Linked DNA regions of Homo sapiens: region 2 is linked to region 1. The links are chromatin loops, found by intact Hi-C in ENCODE. Cell type or tissue: PC-3. All regions are shown on one strand. Links, peaks and the distances in the headings refer to the core of each region. The heading gives the core; the rest is flanking DNA.

The links. Peaks named below come from ENCODE experiments on the same cell type or tissue, not always from the same donor. Only the 100,000 strongest peaks of a DNase experiment are listed, where the experiment ranks them.
Region 2: a loop joins it to region 1, with 5 times the contacts of the local background. A loop is called at or near these places in 3 of 110 quality-filtered maps.

What each region holds. Positions count from the first base shown.
Region 1 is chr6:19,790,785-19,799,113 of GRCh38, forward strand. All of the region lies in intron 2 of LNC-LBCS (lncRNA bladder and prostate cancer suppressor, hnRNPK interacting), which reads right to left. Among named protein-coding and RNA genes, the nearest start is that of LNC-LBCS, 9.8 kb to the right of the region's middle. In PC-3, for the core only: no CTCF peak of the experiment used is centred there; a DNase peak (open chromatin) is centred at 4,617; H3K27ac peaks cover 1,557 bases.
Region 2 is chr6:19,451,640-19,459,968 of GRCh38, forward strand. LOC105374960 (a long non-coding RNA gene) reads left to right here. Exons shown (of 2, transcript NR_134615.1): 2 at 7,175-7,709. Among named protein-coding and RNA genes, the nearest start is that of LNC-LBCS, 350 kb to the right of the region's middle. In PC-3, for the core only: a CTCF peak has its summit at 1,069; DNase peaks (open chromatin) are centred at 3,142 and 3,572; H3K4me3 peaks cover 1,051 bases; H3K27ac peaks cover 1,239 bases.

The DNA.
Region 1 (8,329 bases), core at 31-8,030:
TCTGTGTGATTATGGTCTTGCTCTTTCCCTGATCAGAATAAGCTGAAGTATACATGCAGAAATAGGAGATTTTTTGTCCTAGAAAAATATCCAACGTCCCATAAATTACCATGATGTCCTTTTTTGTAGCTTCTCAGGGAATCCTTGAAGATAGCAGTTTTAGAAAACTGAAAAATATTTTTGAATAATATAGCTAAGTATAGAGATAGATTCAATGACAGAAACTAGAATATTAAGCATCTTCAGCATCAAATAAATGAGTGCTGAGCAACTGTGGAACCTTGCAAGCTCTCTCAGCTCACACTTGCCTTGCTTCACATATGGGGGGGAAGAGAAATCCAGTTACATTCTTCTATTTGTTTGTCAACATTTCCTAATACAACTGCCAAAATGTCAACCTAGACTTTTTAGAAAAAGAAAGAAAAGGATTGGGTTAAAATAAGTAACTACAAAAGAACGAGGATGATTTTATCCACATTTATACAGCTATTTTAAAAATGTTTAATCATAATATGATTAGTGTTTGGAAAGATTTGTCTAGTTTAAAAATAGTTTTAAAGTTGTGAAAAAAATGTTTTAAATAAATAAGAGGCTCTGAGAACCATCTAGCATTTACAACATTGTTAAGAACTGATTGAAGTGTCATTTAAGTAATGCTTCTGAAATTTCCTGCACAAACTAGTGCCTTTATATGTGGACATAAACAGTTTCTCCATTGCAAACAACACGTCTTTGCTTTAAACAAAGATGAATCCTTCAAACGGAGATTAGTATCAGTGTTTCTTCAACACATAGTAAAAATTCATTATGACTTTCTCTATTAATGTATCCTTGCATAATTTATTTTACATTTGGACACAAGAAAATGCTGTAAAAATTTATTTGGAAAAAAATGCAGTTTATTGTAGTCTGAAAAAATTTTCCATATATGCACTGCAGCTCTTCCTAGATACATCAATTAACGGAAGACTTTTAAAAACAGTTTTAACTAAAAAAAATAAAGAACATTAATAATATTTTGGGTTTTTTTCTTCCTCAAACTCAATACAGCCATATTCTTTGATTGGTACATTTTTGTATTTGTTACCACTCGGTATACCTAGGAATCTAAAATGCTGGCATTCTGAAACATAACCATTAGGATAGTTGTTACATATTTAATTTCATGCTCCACTCAGCATAAAGCAGTTGTGGGACTACAGACCAAAGCAAATTAAGTGGCTTCTTAGATAATTTCCTGCTTAATTGAAAGCAGGTAGCTTTTTAAAAGTAATAGTTGGTTTTGTTTCAAATGATTGTAAAGTTATTTTTTTTGAATACATGGTTATAGAATAACTTTCTACTTAATCCAAACACAATGAGTTGGGAGTCTCCCACTGAGTCTAAGGGACAAGAAAGTGACCTAGTTCTGGTAGCAAATAAATGGGGGTAGGAGTGGATGTGGGACATGGGGCAAGGCAGGGGAAGAATGGCATGGTGTTTGGGTTGGAACACACACAGACATGCACATGCATATGTATGTACAGTTACACCAGTTACACAAGTTCAGGTTGAATATCCCTTATCTGAAATACTTGGGACTAGAGGTTTTTCAAATTTTTTTGGATTTTGGAATATTTGCATATACATAATGAGATTATCTTGTGATGCTCCCCAAGCCTAAGCACTAAATTCATTTATGCTTCACATATACCTTATACACATAGCCTAAAGGTAATTTTATATAATATTTTAAATAATTTTGTGCATGAAACAGAGTTTTGACAGCAACTCACTACATGAGGTCAGGTGTGGAATGTTCCACTTGTGGTGTCATGTCAGAGCGCAAAAAATTTCAAATTTTGGAGCATTTCAGATTTTTGATTTTTGAATTATGGATGCTGTGTGTGTGTGTGTGTGCACACGTGTACACATATATATTTATCATTAACATATACAATAGATTGGGTTTCATTTCTGTCTGCTCTACTCTTACCATTGGTCTAATGTTAACAAGTGGTCTATTATGAGATTGATTGCCCTGGTTCATACCTTCCAGACAGGTTTTCCTTATTACAGTGTAAAAACAAACTATCTGATATGATGGTCTATCATCACATAGAAATAAGAGTATCAGCTGTGATGCTCTATCTTGCTTTTGGAGATACAGTCCAAGGAGCATGAATGTGAGCACACTAATAAAGAGACATGAAAAGAATTCGGTTAACATAAATGCCTATATATTGGGGGGACAATAGAATTCTCTTTTGTCAGGAGTCAGTATTCAGAGTTTTTCGTTTTTGTTTTGTTTTTGAAATGGAGTTTCGCTCTTGTTGCCAAGGCTGGAGTGCAATGGTGTGACCTCAGCTCACTGCAACCTCTACCTCCCGGGTTCAAATGATTCTCCTGCCTCAGCTCCCAAGTAGCTGGGATTACAGGTACCTGCCATCATGCCTGGCTAATTTTTTGTATTTTTAGTAGAGACGGGGTTTCATCATGTTGGCTGGTCTCGAACTCCCGACCTCAGGTGGTCCACCCACCTCGGCCTCCCAAAGTGCTGGAATTACAGGTGTGACCCACGGCATCCAGCCTCAGAGTTTTTCAAATAAATTAGAAAAAGCTTTTAAGTCACAAAAAAAAAGAGAATGTTTTCTTGTTGCATACATTGAACAGAATAAGAGAGACAGAGACAGACAAATGAAAAGGTATTCTTCAGAACCAAAAATTTTAAAAAACTGCAAGAAAAAAACATATACTGAATTTTTACATTCATCAATTGCCATGGTGATTCATGCAACTGATAACAGTGAGCATCAGCACCCTAGAGCTATGGAGTAAGTGCTAAGAGATGCGCTTTTGGTATTTAATGAAATTCTAACTTGCCTGCAGTTTTTTTTGTTTTGTTTTGTTTTTGTCGCTGCTACTTTGGATCACTGCTGTCAACCAGGCTGCACTTGGAACCACTAGCTATGCAGTTACAGTGCAATGTATTAACAAATCCATTTTTATTTTTCAATACTTAGAACCACCCTGTAGTACTAAATGCTTGGTTTCCCATTTTTGTGGCATTCCCAAGAATATTTTTAACAGTCATTTTTAAAATGTCAAAGGAAGGAAAGAAGAAAGGAAGAGAAGGAGAAGGGAGGGAGGACAGAAGAAGGCAGGGCTTCCAGCAGAGGAGCCATGAGTGAGTCTTGTAGTCATGCTGGAAATAAATGTTCACCAGCTATTTCAGTGTTCCACCCTCATAACAGACTTCGTTTCCCTACCTACTTGAAGTTGGGCATGGTAATGCATGTGTTTTGGTCCTTGGAAAATCTCAATTGACGTTTATCAATTCCACCAGGCAGAAGCCTTTCTGGATGTATCTTGCTTCCCCCCCCCCCCTTCCTTGTGCCACAGCCACCAACTCTCTTAAGACAGTAGAGGTCCATCGGCCTCACTCAAACCTGGAAGGAGAAAACATTTAGCCAACCCATCATGGATATGTAGCAGGAGCAAGACATAGATCTTTGTTTCTATGAGCAACTAAGATTTCACTGCAACATAACCTAACCCTAATTAATATAGCAGGTGATGGGAGAGAAATAGGAATTCAACTTGTAGCAGCAATTGTCATAAAATTGAAAAGAGAAAACAAGGTGAAAAGAAAAAGATGGCATAAGAGAATATGAAGTTCTAGAATGAAGATGAAACTGAAAATTCAAATACTGGCAATAACTGGTCAAGAAACAAAGAACAATGCTAACAGAATTCTATCAGTTACCCCATAAAGCATAGAGAAAACAGTCCTGGGGAATATTAGTTTTGAGACTCAGGAGAATATTTTATGTCTCCTTTGACCTATTTTAGCATTCTTCCAACATGACTTCCCTTAATGCTCAATAGAATTTTTCAGAAATTCCTGAAGGAAAAATGAGCATAAGTTGGTTGTCGCTTGAGTGTGTTCTATGAAAGACAGGAAGATGGTTGCGTTTCTCACTTTAGGATCTGAATCAATGGTGGTACTGTTCAATGAGATGGAGAACACAGAAGGGAGATGAATTAGGATATGCTGAGATTGAAAAGCCTGTGTGACATCCAAATGGAGACATCCAGTGGTAACTGCAGATTCAATAAATGAGTTCGAATCTGTTAGCTTTTTCTTAAGACCAGCATTATGGAATTGGATAAGATTATCCAAGGTCAGTATATATGAGAAAAAGAGGGCAGAACCTCAAATTACAACAACATTTAAGGAATACGTAAGAAAAAAAAACCCTCAAAAGAAAATTAGAAAGTACAGTCAGAGAAATAGGAAGAACTTTACCTACTAAAATTTCCAGGCCCTAACCTTAACCTCAAACTTTTCTCCCAGTCTTTCACTTCCTGCTCATGGTTTTACTTCCGTGTCTATTCTACTACCATAACCAATCACTTTTACCTATCATTTTGTATTCTCAATAGTCTTTCTTCTTGACTTACACCACTACCCTATCATACCTGGATCATTTTTAAAAATTCACATTTCTATTCTTACAAGGATATCTTCCTTACAACTATTTTTCTAGCTATTCCTGAGCCTAAAGAGTTAAGAGGCTTCCAGAGTAACTCCTCTGACTCAAATACTCAGCCCAATTGTTTGGCTTCCTTAATCACTATTCAGGTAATATATAGAGCATGACCACAGGAAGAAAGAACTAATATTTGAACATATATTATGTGTTAGTCATGCACTGTGGTGGGTCTTTTATATATAACATATTTACTCTTAACAATATCATGAATTTTTATTGACCTTAAGAAAGTTAAGAATTTTGACCAAGATCTCATTGCAATACAGATATTCTGCCTCCAAAAGCCTTGTCCACACCACCAGGCTCAGCTGCCTTCCAAATAATAATGCATTGCTCCTCTCTTCAAAATATTTTCACTGTTTGGGCAAGAGAAAGTCCACATATGCTAAAATTATTTTAAAGCTGTTTCAAATCCAACAGAAGTAGAAACTGATACCCCTTCACAATGAAGGGGAGAGACTATAATCTTTGTGTTAAACAGGCATAGCTAGGTTGTTTTTAACCCGGGCTGTACTTTTTAGAATCATCTACTTTTGAAAGCAATGGGTCTTCAATTTTCAGAAAGATGGAGCAGTGTTCCATCTATTTCAGACATAAGAAGGTTGAAGACAAGGTGAACAGAGGGCGGCAAATCAGCTAGGGAACTTGGGACCCGATGAACAACAGGTGGTGAGTGCTCTGAGTTAATTTTTTGCCTCAAATATCCCAGATTAGGTGCTGGAGAAGACAGAAACCCAGAAATACCAACAAGTATCAACCCAAAAAGCCTCAACAGAAACCTGCCCTCTCTAGAAAAAGGATAAGCAAAATGGCTACCTAGCCAGACAGAAGATGCTTGGACAGTAACAGCCAAACACCACAGAGAAAACTGTGGCCTCACCTCCACCCCCACCAGCAAAAACTGAGTGGGAGGCTCCATTTCCACCTTTGCCAGATACCCCAAAACTCCTATCCAAGTGGTGTCATAGAGGAAAAGCAGAGAGCTAGGAACTTCATCTCCACCAGGCAATAAGGAGTCTTCACCACCACCACCACACTGATGGTGCTCATGGAGACCACATGGAGAGTATGGACTTCCATCCCATCCTGCAGTAATAAAATGCTCCTCCCCACCTCACTGGAGTGGCATCAGAAGAAGTTAGTGGAGAGGTAGAACTTTCACTCCTGCCCAGCAGAAACCAGACCACCCCAACTCAACTCAACAATGTCAGTAGAGGCCAAGCAGTAATGAGTCTTCATGCCCCTCCCAGCCAGGATGATATCAACAGAGGTTTAATGGAGAACTAGAACTTCCACCCTTGCCCAGGAGTTACGAGGAGTCCCTCACACCCAGTTATTAACATTGGCATGGATTTCTATTTCCGCTTGGCAGCAATAAAGCAGCACCACCATAAAAATGTTTTAATGAGTAATTATGAACATGCCCAAAACAAATGGAAAAAAAATTAAAAGTCTCAGCAAGGAAAACAAAGATATAAATAAGAACCAAAAGGAAATTGTGTTAGTGGAAAGACAGCAGAATTAAAAACTCAATGGATGACCTAAACAGCAGAATGAAGGGAACAAAAAAAGGAATCAGTAAACTTGAAGACAACAATAAAAATTACCCAATCTGAAAGCAGAGAGAAAACTGATATTTTAAAAAATGAGCAGGGCCTTTGGGACCAGTAGGATTATAACAAAACATCTAATATAACTTTAAAGACTAGGAAGGAGAGAAGAAAAAGGGTGTGGCTGAAAAGTATTTGAAAAAATAACAACTGAAAACTCCCCAAATTTAGCCAAAGCATAAACTAACAGATTCATAAAACTATCAATGAATGCCAAGAAGGATAAACGCAAAGAAATCACTACTGAAGCACATTATAGTCAAACTTCTGAAAATAAAGACGGAAAAAGTCTTGAAAGTGGCAACAGCAAATAATACCTTATTTATAGGGGAAAAAAATTTAAATGACAGATTTCTCAACAAGAAACATGGGGGCCATAAGGAAGTGGCATAACATTTTTCAAGTACTAAAAGAATTGTCATCTCAAAATTCTATATCCAGCAAAAATATCCTTCAATAATGAAGGAAAAATCAAGACATTTTCAGTTGAAGGACAACTAAGATAGTTTGTCACCAACAGACCTATTTAAAAGAATAACTAAAGACGATGGGCATGGTGGAACACACCTGTAATCCCAGTACTTCTGGAGGCTGAGGTGGAAAGATCGCTTGAAGCCAGAAGTTCAAGACCAGCCTGGGCAACAAAGCAAGACCCCATCTGTACAAAAAATTTAAAAAGCTGGCTAGGGTGGTGGTGCTACGTTGGAGGGTGAAGAGAGGATTGCTTGAGTGCAAGAGTGTGAAGCTGTAGTGAGCTATGATTGCAGGACTGAACTCCAGCCTGGCTGAGAGAGAAAGATCTTGTCAAAAAAAAAAAAAAAAAAAGCGAAAAGAGTTCTCTAAACAGAAAGAAAATGATAATTAAAAACAGAAAACTTGTAACATCAAGAAGAAAGAAAGAAGACAGAAATCATAAAAAAAACCATGGGAAAATATAATAGGTTTTCTTTCTCCTCTTGAGCTTTCTAAGTATTTGACTACTGAGACAAAGATTATAACACTATCTGGTAGGGTTCTAAATGTATGTACAGGAGATACTTAAGACAATTATATTGCATATTTATATTATAAAGTGAAGGGATATGAAGGGAGGGAAGACTTTAACACTTCACTTGAACTGGTACTCCATTAACACCAATAGAGTTAGTAAGCTATAACTATAATACAGTAGCTACAGCAACTATTAAAAATGCTATATATTTGCACTCAAAAACACTATACATAAATCAAAACGGATTTTTAAAAAATGTTTAAGTAGCCCAAAGCAAGAAAGAGTTTAAAAAAAGGAAGACAGAGCAAATATTAAATAAAATAGGAAACAAAAGCATAAACGTATATCAATAATTACATTTAATGTAAATGATCTAAATATAACTATTAATAAAATGAGATCACAGAATGAATTTTAAAAAAAGAGATGACCCAACTATATGCTATCTACAAGAAGCTCACTTCAAATATAATGAAATAGGTTGAAAGTAAAAGTATAAAAAAAAGTCATGAAAGTATTTGAAGAAAGCAGGGATGGCTATATTAAAAGAAAATAGACTTCAAAGCAAAGGACAAGAGACAGAGAGAAATATAATTCACCAAAAAGAATTACATAAGCAATTCTAAGTGAACTGTATTAGCAATTCTAAGTGAGTATGCACCAAATAACAGACTTATAAAATATGTGAAGCAAAAACTGATAGAACTGAAGGGAGAATTAGATATATCCACAATTATAGTTGGGGACTTCAACACTCCTCTCTCAACAACTGATAAAACAATTGGATAGAAAATCAGCAAAGATATAAGAGAACCCAATAACATCGTCAAGCAACAGAAGCTAACTGACACTTCCAGAGCACCCCGCCCAACACTAGCAGCATTCTCTTTAAGCAATCACAGAGCATACACCAAGATAGATCATATCCATAACACAAACTCATGAAATTTAAAAGAATTAAATCATATGGAGTGTATCCTCTGACCATAATGAAATTAAAGTCGAAATCAGTAACAGAAAGATAATAGGAAAATAACCCAACACTTGGAAACTAAATTCCCTATAAAATAATCCATAGCTCAAAGAGGAAGTCTAAGTGGAAATCAAAACATACACTGAACTGAATGAAAATAAAAACACAACATATCAAAATTTGTGGATGCAGCAAAAACACTGCTAAGAGGGAAACTTAT
Region 2 (8,329 bases), core at 68-8,067, 340 kb before region 1:
TCTCCTCTTGTTTTGGGATCCATAGATATAGCTGTGAAAGGCTTGCTTCTATTTACAAAAATTTTAGTTGAAAAACATTTATAAAAACAAGAAAATATACATAGTATATTACAACCAATAATATACAGTCAGTATACATAACATATGTTTTATTAGATTAAGAAAAAGTGCAAGAAAGGAAATCTAATGTTTGTCACAGGGCCAAATACAATATCTGAGGATAAAATTTGATGAAAATAGCATTATGAAAATTCACTCCTATTAGATGATGGCTTTTTCATGTCAGCTTGATAACTTCCAGGAAATAAATGAAGGCATTTTAAAAATCAAAGTGATATAATCATATAAGTGGTGCCTTATAAAAATTCTTAATGGTACAGTATACCAGCTCCAAACTATGACAACATTAACCACATCAGGAGAAAGTAATGAATTATAATAAGTCTGGAGACAAGCAAAGAAATAATTAACATCTCTGAATCAATTTTACGGAGCTATTATCTTAATTTTGTGGTATTTTGAATAGAATACAAAATATTGAGTAATAAAAGCAAGATATTAATTAAACAGGGGTGATTTCTGAGACTTGTTAGTACACATGCTACCTTTTTTTGTTTCGTTGGAGACTGGAGTGTTACACTTCATTTTCGGACAAAGTAATCATCTACTTTTCCAAAGCAAGTTAGCAGTCAGGTAGAATCTAAATGACAAATACCATCTCTCCTCACAGGTGATATCTACAGACCACACATTTTACGAAAGAAGGATCAAGTCCAAATTATTACAATTTATTTATTCACACTGATAGACTATGCCACACACTAATAGGTGGTTCAAAGCAAAAGCTATATAATTGGTTTTGGATTTCCCAATCTCCTTTATTTCTAATCAGTATCTACTGTTCCTAGGCCAAGGATCCTGTCCTGTGAGGAAGCTAGTAGTATCACTCCTCCAAGCCCCAGAGATGACTCTGGTTTGGTGGAGACAGTGGATAAAATGTCTGAGCAGACAAGAGAGGCAGCCTCTAGACACACTCCCCCTGCAGGAGTTTAAGGGCCTGAGGCTGGGGAACAGCTACCAGCACCAGCAGCAATGCCCTGGAGTCAATCTTATGAAGCTTAGGAACTTTGAGCAATCACTATCATTCAGGTGATCCCTTGCAACAAACAACCATGATGTGCAGAGAGGGAAGGCACTGTAACTAGAAGAGAATATTGGATACGCTTGCCTTATTATGTAGTCTATTAGTAATCCCAGGACAGCCTCTAGCCAAAAAAAAAAAAAAAAAAAAAAAAAAAAAAAAAATGTCTTAAAGCTTAGTATACTTGATTTGGTATTTCACCTTTCCTGTGCCTGCCTCCCCAGTCAATCTAAGTGTTTATCCTGATTTCCTCTTAGAGAAGACATGTGCTTACTCTTTGCAATATTTGCTATGTTTATGAAATACAGGGTGCAAATTATATATTTCATAAAGGAGAGATACGTTTGTATTAACAGCATGATCTTATGCTTATAATCTCTCTTTAATCTGGATGTGAGTGATTATATGAAAGTGAGTGCATAATTTAAGTTGGTAATTTTTTTCTGTCTTATCGGTACACAAAGTGATGGCATATTTTACAATCTTTGGTGTTATAGATTAGATAAAATATGTAATTCACTTAGTAAATGTGAAATATTGCACAAATTTCAGACCCCTACTGCATAAAATGTGGAGGTCAACACTTAACTAAAATGATTTTTTAAAGTTTCTTCCGCTTTCAAAACCTGTCGAACTATTTACTAGATCTTCAGCAAAAAAAGGTACTTGGTAAAGAAATTGAGATACCAATGACAAATAATCTATCAAGCAAACTTAAGTTATTGTTCAAAATTAGTAGGCAGGAAATAGTTTAGTTGAGGACAAGACCAGGCTGCCAAAGACAGAGAGAGAGTGACCGAGAGAGAGAGAGAGAGAGAGAGAGAGAGAGAGAGAGAGAAAGCTTAAAAGCCCAGAATAAAACTGCATATACAATATTTAACATGTTTTAATATTTCTTGAAATGCACACACTGTATTACCTGAGCTGCTGAAGTGAGTAGTAGCCAACACAACCCTTCTCCATATCTCATATTTTAAAGAACTGAGAAGTTACATTCATAATTTATAAATCAAATTAGAAATTTTCTGATTGGAAAAAAGAAGAAATTTGGTGCCCCCCAAAAATGCCTGAGAATGTATCCCTGTGGATGTTGACCTGGGGAAAGCCATTTAGTCATTTCATCTATTGAAGATAAAATTATTTTGATCCTCTAAGCTATCTCAAAATTTGAATGTCTTCTGTGTTATGATAAAATGCCCTTTCCCTTTAGCCTTCTGCAACAGAGTGCACTCAGAAAGCCTGCTAGATGCATTACAGAGACACATCAGGCATTCTGCAAGCTGAAGATTCTCCACTTTGATCTCCCAGCAAGCTGACTGTGGCACAGTGTCCCCACAGAGTTGAATGCACTGCACAGGAGGGTCTTTTAACTAAAGTGCACACAGGGAAAATTTCATGAGGTTCTTATGAAGTGGTTTGTTTTAGCTCTGAATGGAGGAAAAGAAGTAGAGAGGAAAAGGGAAAATGGTCTTATGACATAAAGATCCAGTTGGACCTGGTGTGATTTTTATCATCTTAAAGCCTGTTTGAGAAGACTAACCTCAAAGTATGAGACTGTCTCAATACAGCACATAAAAAATGGAAGGCAAAAAGTAGCTGGTCTGTAAACAACCCACAAAGCAAATTGCCAGTTGATATTTTCTGAACTAGAATTCTTTGAGTTACAATGGGAACAGCTTCTCGGTATATACAGAGCATGAGTCTTCTCTTTGGTTCCAACGGAGCTTTGTTATGACTTGTAATGAGCTGAACATTGTAATGCATGTTCTAAAAAAAAAAAATTGACTGTGACTGTGTGTGCAAAAATACAATGCACATGCACCAGGATGTTAACAAAACAGCACCTGCACAAACTAAGATTGCAACTCTATTCTCAGCTTATCTTTGCTTTTCACTCACTGGGATCATTTCTCTTTCAATGGGAAGGAAAGCCGCACATGCAAGCAGAATTCCTACATTAAACTGGAGCTACCACTTTTATATGAATCAGAGCTCAGTAAACACAACAAAAATCTGAAAAATTTTAAGTCCAAATATTGTCTGTCACATAAATACAATAAGCTTCCACAATGTTAATAGCAATAGATGATAAGTAACACAGGCTTTTAAACCTGAGGTTGGAATTTAAGAGAGGTACTACACAATTATAGGCTATTTAAAATTGTTTTAAGTTGACTATACACATAAGAAGTATTTGTTCAAACTTTAAAGCTGTCCTTAAAAATAACATCATTAATAGAGTTATAGAAATTAATGTACAGATGAGTGAAAATACATAAATAGCAAAAAATGATCATGTTTATTTGTCCTTTAAAAATGCCAATAGTTAACACAGTTCTCTAAATCTAATCCATCATCTGTTCATGGTACACAAGTGACAGATTTGCTGATTGAGAACAGATAACCCAGGTAAACAATAAAAACCACCACAACAAATAGTGAATGCTCATATTCCTAGAAGTACTATGCCTTGTGCTAAATACTTTAAATTTTTATTTAGTCCTTCAGCGCTCTGTTGGGGAGGTACTTGTTGTGCTTTGAATTTAGCAGATGACCAACCTCAGGGTTCAGGTTTATGAACCTTGCCCCTGTCGCATAGCTAGTAAGCAGCAGAGCTGGGCAGTGTGGCATCCCACTCCTCCCCTAGATCTAGTCATCACATATTTCTCAGTCGCTATACCTATAATAGGAAAAGGGCAAAACGACGTTGAGGATGCCGTTATTTGGGCAAATGTACATTTTTTAATTGTGGGAAGTGAGAGTGCTTTCTATAGTAAGGCCAGTTGGAAGTGAAGAGTGAGTATCCCTAATCTGAATCATTACAGTATTACAAAATGAAGACTTGAAACAACCAAAGAACTTCATATTGCAAAGAGTATTAGAGGGCATCATATCCTACCCAACATAGTGGTTCTGTCCAGTGCATTCCTGACAGATGGCTGCACTTGAACACTTCCAGTGATGGGGCATTCACCACCCACTAGGCAGCTTATTCCAATTTTGAATGACTTGAATTTTTAGAAAGGGCATCACTACATGGAGCCAAAAATCAGAGCTACTATCACTTCAAGTAATTACTACATGCTGTATCACTTGATCATTGAAGAAACTATTGTCTCACTGTAAAATATGGGAGGTAAAGTATATACAAGGGGCAGCATATTTAATTGCATAAGTGGCATGTCCAGGTTTGGATTTCTTCCTCAGTTGTGTCGATGCCAGTGAAATCCAACAGCAAGCCTGGATTATACTGCATAACCCCAAATAAAATTTACCAGCAAACCAAGGGCATCCCACATCACATAATTATTGTACTTCGTTGTATCAGCTTAATGTCTATTGTGTTGGTAAAGACATATCAAATATCTGATTGAAGCCAGATTCAGAACTGGGCATGGTAGCAGCAAACATGCAGTAGGTCTGTGAACAGGTAATTGCCACTATAAACCCTCTAAGTGAGGCACGAAGGAGGACATGAGCTATAATTTATACATGTAGTGTGTAATGGAGGACACACAGACAGCTGATGGGTGACTGTGGCTCCTCACACTGCCAGCTTGCCTTAGAGGGCAGGGCTGCTGATGGAGCAAGGCATGGTGCCCATTGCACGTGCCCATTCCGTACATCCAACCAAAGAGACTAAAATTCAGGGAAAATATTTGCTCTCAAAGCAAACAGAATCAGCATACACTTTAATCTGTTCTATAGATACGCAGTGCCGCCTCTTAACCAAATGCCTTACTCTTGAGCAGTTCACTGCACTCTGTAACCAAACGTCAGACAGGACAGGAGAATGTAACTCCTTCATTTCTAGAGAGAAGTGCAAAGTTTGCTCATATTGCCCAATATTTTACATCCCTTGTGTCTAAAATTAAAATCCCAGCAGTGACCCAGGCTTGACTGTATTCTAAATAGAAGCTACATCAAAAGAGCTTAGGAGTCTGGCTTCCTAAGCCAGGGTCATGAATTGATACTTCACTGCTGACTTCTTCTGCCCCAATCTCTAAGAGAAGCTCTAGCTGGCCTCCAGAATTGGCAAAATTCTGTGATGTCTCTCTAAATCGAAAATCTATTGTTAAAAACAAACTTCTTTTAAGAGGTTGACTAATTTTTGTGAGTATCCATAGTTTTTATCAGCATCCATAGACATCCAATGTCTTCTGACATTAATTTTATTGAGTTTTTAACTCAAAAGTTATGTTAAATGCATGTTCTTGTCTTTTTGCATTTCAATCTATTTTTTAAAATATTTGAAAGTATTTGAATTTCAAAATAAGCTGTCACCTATTACAGGTTATCCCAGAAGTCTTAGTGGAGTTTTGAGCTTTCATAACTTAGGCAGAAACAAATGCTACAAACTTCCGAAGACCATTTGTCATATTTCTGGTTACCTTTCCTCTAGGCTCATGCAGTTTTGTGAATTTTTCAAAATCTGTTTTTAACTTTTTCCAGTTTCTCTTACTGAAAATGGTACACACTGACTAGAAAAATAAAATAAAAAAATCAGTTAAGATTCCCAAAATTGCATACATATTAAAAATATAAATAATTACTATTTTAAGAGACACTTGAACAAGACAGTACATTCATACTTCTGAAATAATTAAAGCTCAAAAGTGAATTAAGGGTTTTTGAAGACTCTGTATAATGTTCCAGTTCTGGAGCCCTGCAGAGACAGCGTATGTCAGGTGGGAATATAGCAACCCAAAAGCCATCTCTGTATTTACGCTTCTTTACTCACTGCCTGAAAATGAAGAAGCATAACATAGAAAGAGGACCCCCATCTTTAAGACGTCATTTCCACTTTGTGAATGCATAAATTAATGGTGGAGAAGTTTCAAAAAGAGCATCTTCCCCAGGTCAAACCCTGGGCTCTGCCCCACGGCACATGATTCAGATTTAGAGAGCAACATTTCACCCACCATATCGCTATCGAATCTAATCATAATGAAGACAGAAGAGATTTTCTTACTTGAGCACATAAAGTCAAAGCTTACAAAGAGTCTGCTTGGAGAGATTTGGGCATATATGCAGACTTGATTCATTCCTTCTACTCTCAAGACTAGAAAAATCTAAGAAAGTTGAGGGTTGCGCTCAAGTTTGTATTCCCCTTCTTTAGGCCCCTTTTCTGCCTCCTGCCTTCCCAGCTCCTCAAAGAGACACTGAATGTCACCACCACAGAAAAATCAAACCAGACTGTGAGAAGGCCAAAGAACTCTTTACCACTCAGTTTATATGAAATAGTCAAGCAGAAAACAATCTTTCAGCCTAGTCGCATTGACTCATTTCATGAATGAGAAAAAGGGAAGAACATTTTTATCATACTGTGTTTTATCAATCTTGGGATAAAAGTCTGAGCCGGAACTTAAGCATTCCCCTCTCAAAAGGGTACGGTGTCAAAGACACCACAGAGATAGCTTATGTTAACCACATAGACTGTCATCTAGCTGCAGGTAGGGACCATTCTATTCATTGTCCAATCACTACCACAGAGCTGGTACATGGACTACGATCAGCAGATGTTTGTTTCACAAAATGTAGCTCTCGGGACAATATAAATTTTTTTTTTGAGACGGAGTCTCGCTTTTTCGCCCAGGCCGGACTGCAGTGGCGCTAACTGGGCTCACTGCACTCTCCACCTCCCGGGTTCACGCCATTCTCCTGCCTCAGCCTCCCGAGTAGCCGGGACCACAGGCGCCCGCCACCGCGCCCGGCTAATTTTTTGTATTTTTAGTAGAGACGGGGTTTCACCGTGTTAGCCAGGACGGTCTCGATCTCCTGACCTCGTGATCCACCCGCCTCGGCCTCCCAAAGTGCTGGGATTACAGGAGTGTGCCACCGCGCCCGGCCAATATAAATTTTTATGTTATAAAAAGCTATTAGAGTATGTTAATCTTTTGCTTCCACATATTCTGGGTTGGATAAAAAAACAAGAATGTTTTTAGAGTAAAGGGATAATACTGTATTCTAATTTTGATGGAAAGAACAAATTCCAGGAAAGAATTGCAATCATTCTGGTTTAAATTTTTAAAGGAGGAGGAGGAAGGGGCACACAGGAAGACAAAGTGCGCTGAAAGAAGAAAGAAGCCTAGAAAATAGCACAGAATACTGAGAGACACAGAAGAGAACACGAAGAGATTGCAATGGGACTGGGACTTGGAACCACTTTCTGTACATGTTGTTTTAAGTATTAATTTTTGTGTAAATGGCATATAAGATCCTCATCCACCATCTACATAAAAGATTGTGGTGCCAAACAGGACTGCCCCGTGTGGGCTTTGTTTCCAAGTCAGCTTTCTCACAAGCATCTCTCCATTTTCTGACAAATGAACGGAACAAGTTCATTGGAACAAGGAGGGTGTATTGTCTCTATTTGCCGTTGGCTGGTTTGCTTCCTTGGGGGACTTAATGAAGGAGCAGCATTTGGACAGGAGGGAAAGAGCTTTGGAGTTGTCAAAAAGCACTAGTTAAAAAGCTTCAAACTGGGTCTTGCCAGTGTGTAACTGCTGTGGAAGAAAACATTTGAAAACAAAACATGCATTTTTAATAAATGGAGACATAAAAGTTATTTTTATTTGATCTGAGCCTGACATTATTCTGTGCTTCTAAATTCCTTTGGATACACTAGAAGTTTCAATTCCCATGTCATCTTCAGAGTGCTTTGAGGAATGTGAATATTGTGCAATTATCTTTTGGATGAATGGAAAGAAAAGGTAATCTTTCCTTGAATGATAACCTTTACTCAGCCTTAAATATACAAGAAATGCTTCATTTCTCACTTTCTTTATCTGACACACTGAAACAACACCAATAATTGTTTAGGCCTCTTGCAGAGATTCTCTGCTCCCTATTTTGTATCAGAAGTTTTTATAAATGTTTCTCACGTGAAGTTTAAATTGATCAGCATTTAACTAGGTAAATTGGAGACTTCTTTGTTTGCAATTCTTTCTCAGTCTTTTGCCCATAAATCAAGGAACTGAATGGACTTAAAGACCTCCCATCATTTTGTAGATGATGAAACTGAGACCCAGAATGTCTGATATTTGTGCAAGACCACCTTGCTAGTTCTGCAGACCCAAAACACACCCATTCTTCAAGACTTCCACTGTTTCTTCTGCTTAATAATAAAACATACACCATAAAAAGCAGTTGCTGTTTTTTGAGGCACAGTGCTAATGCTTTAAATAT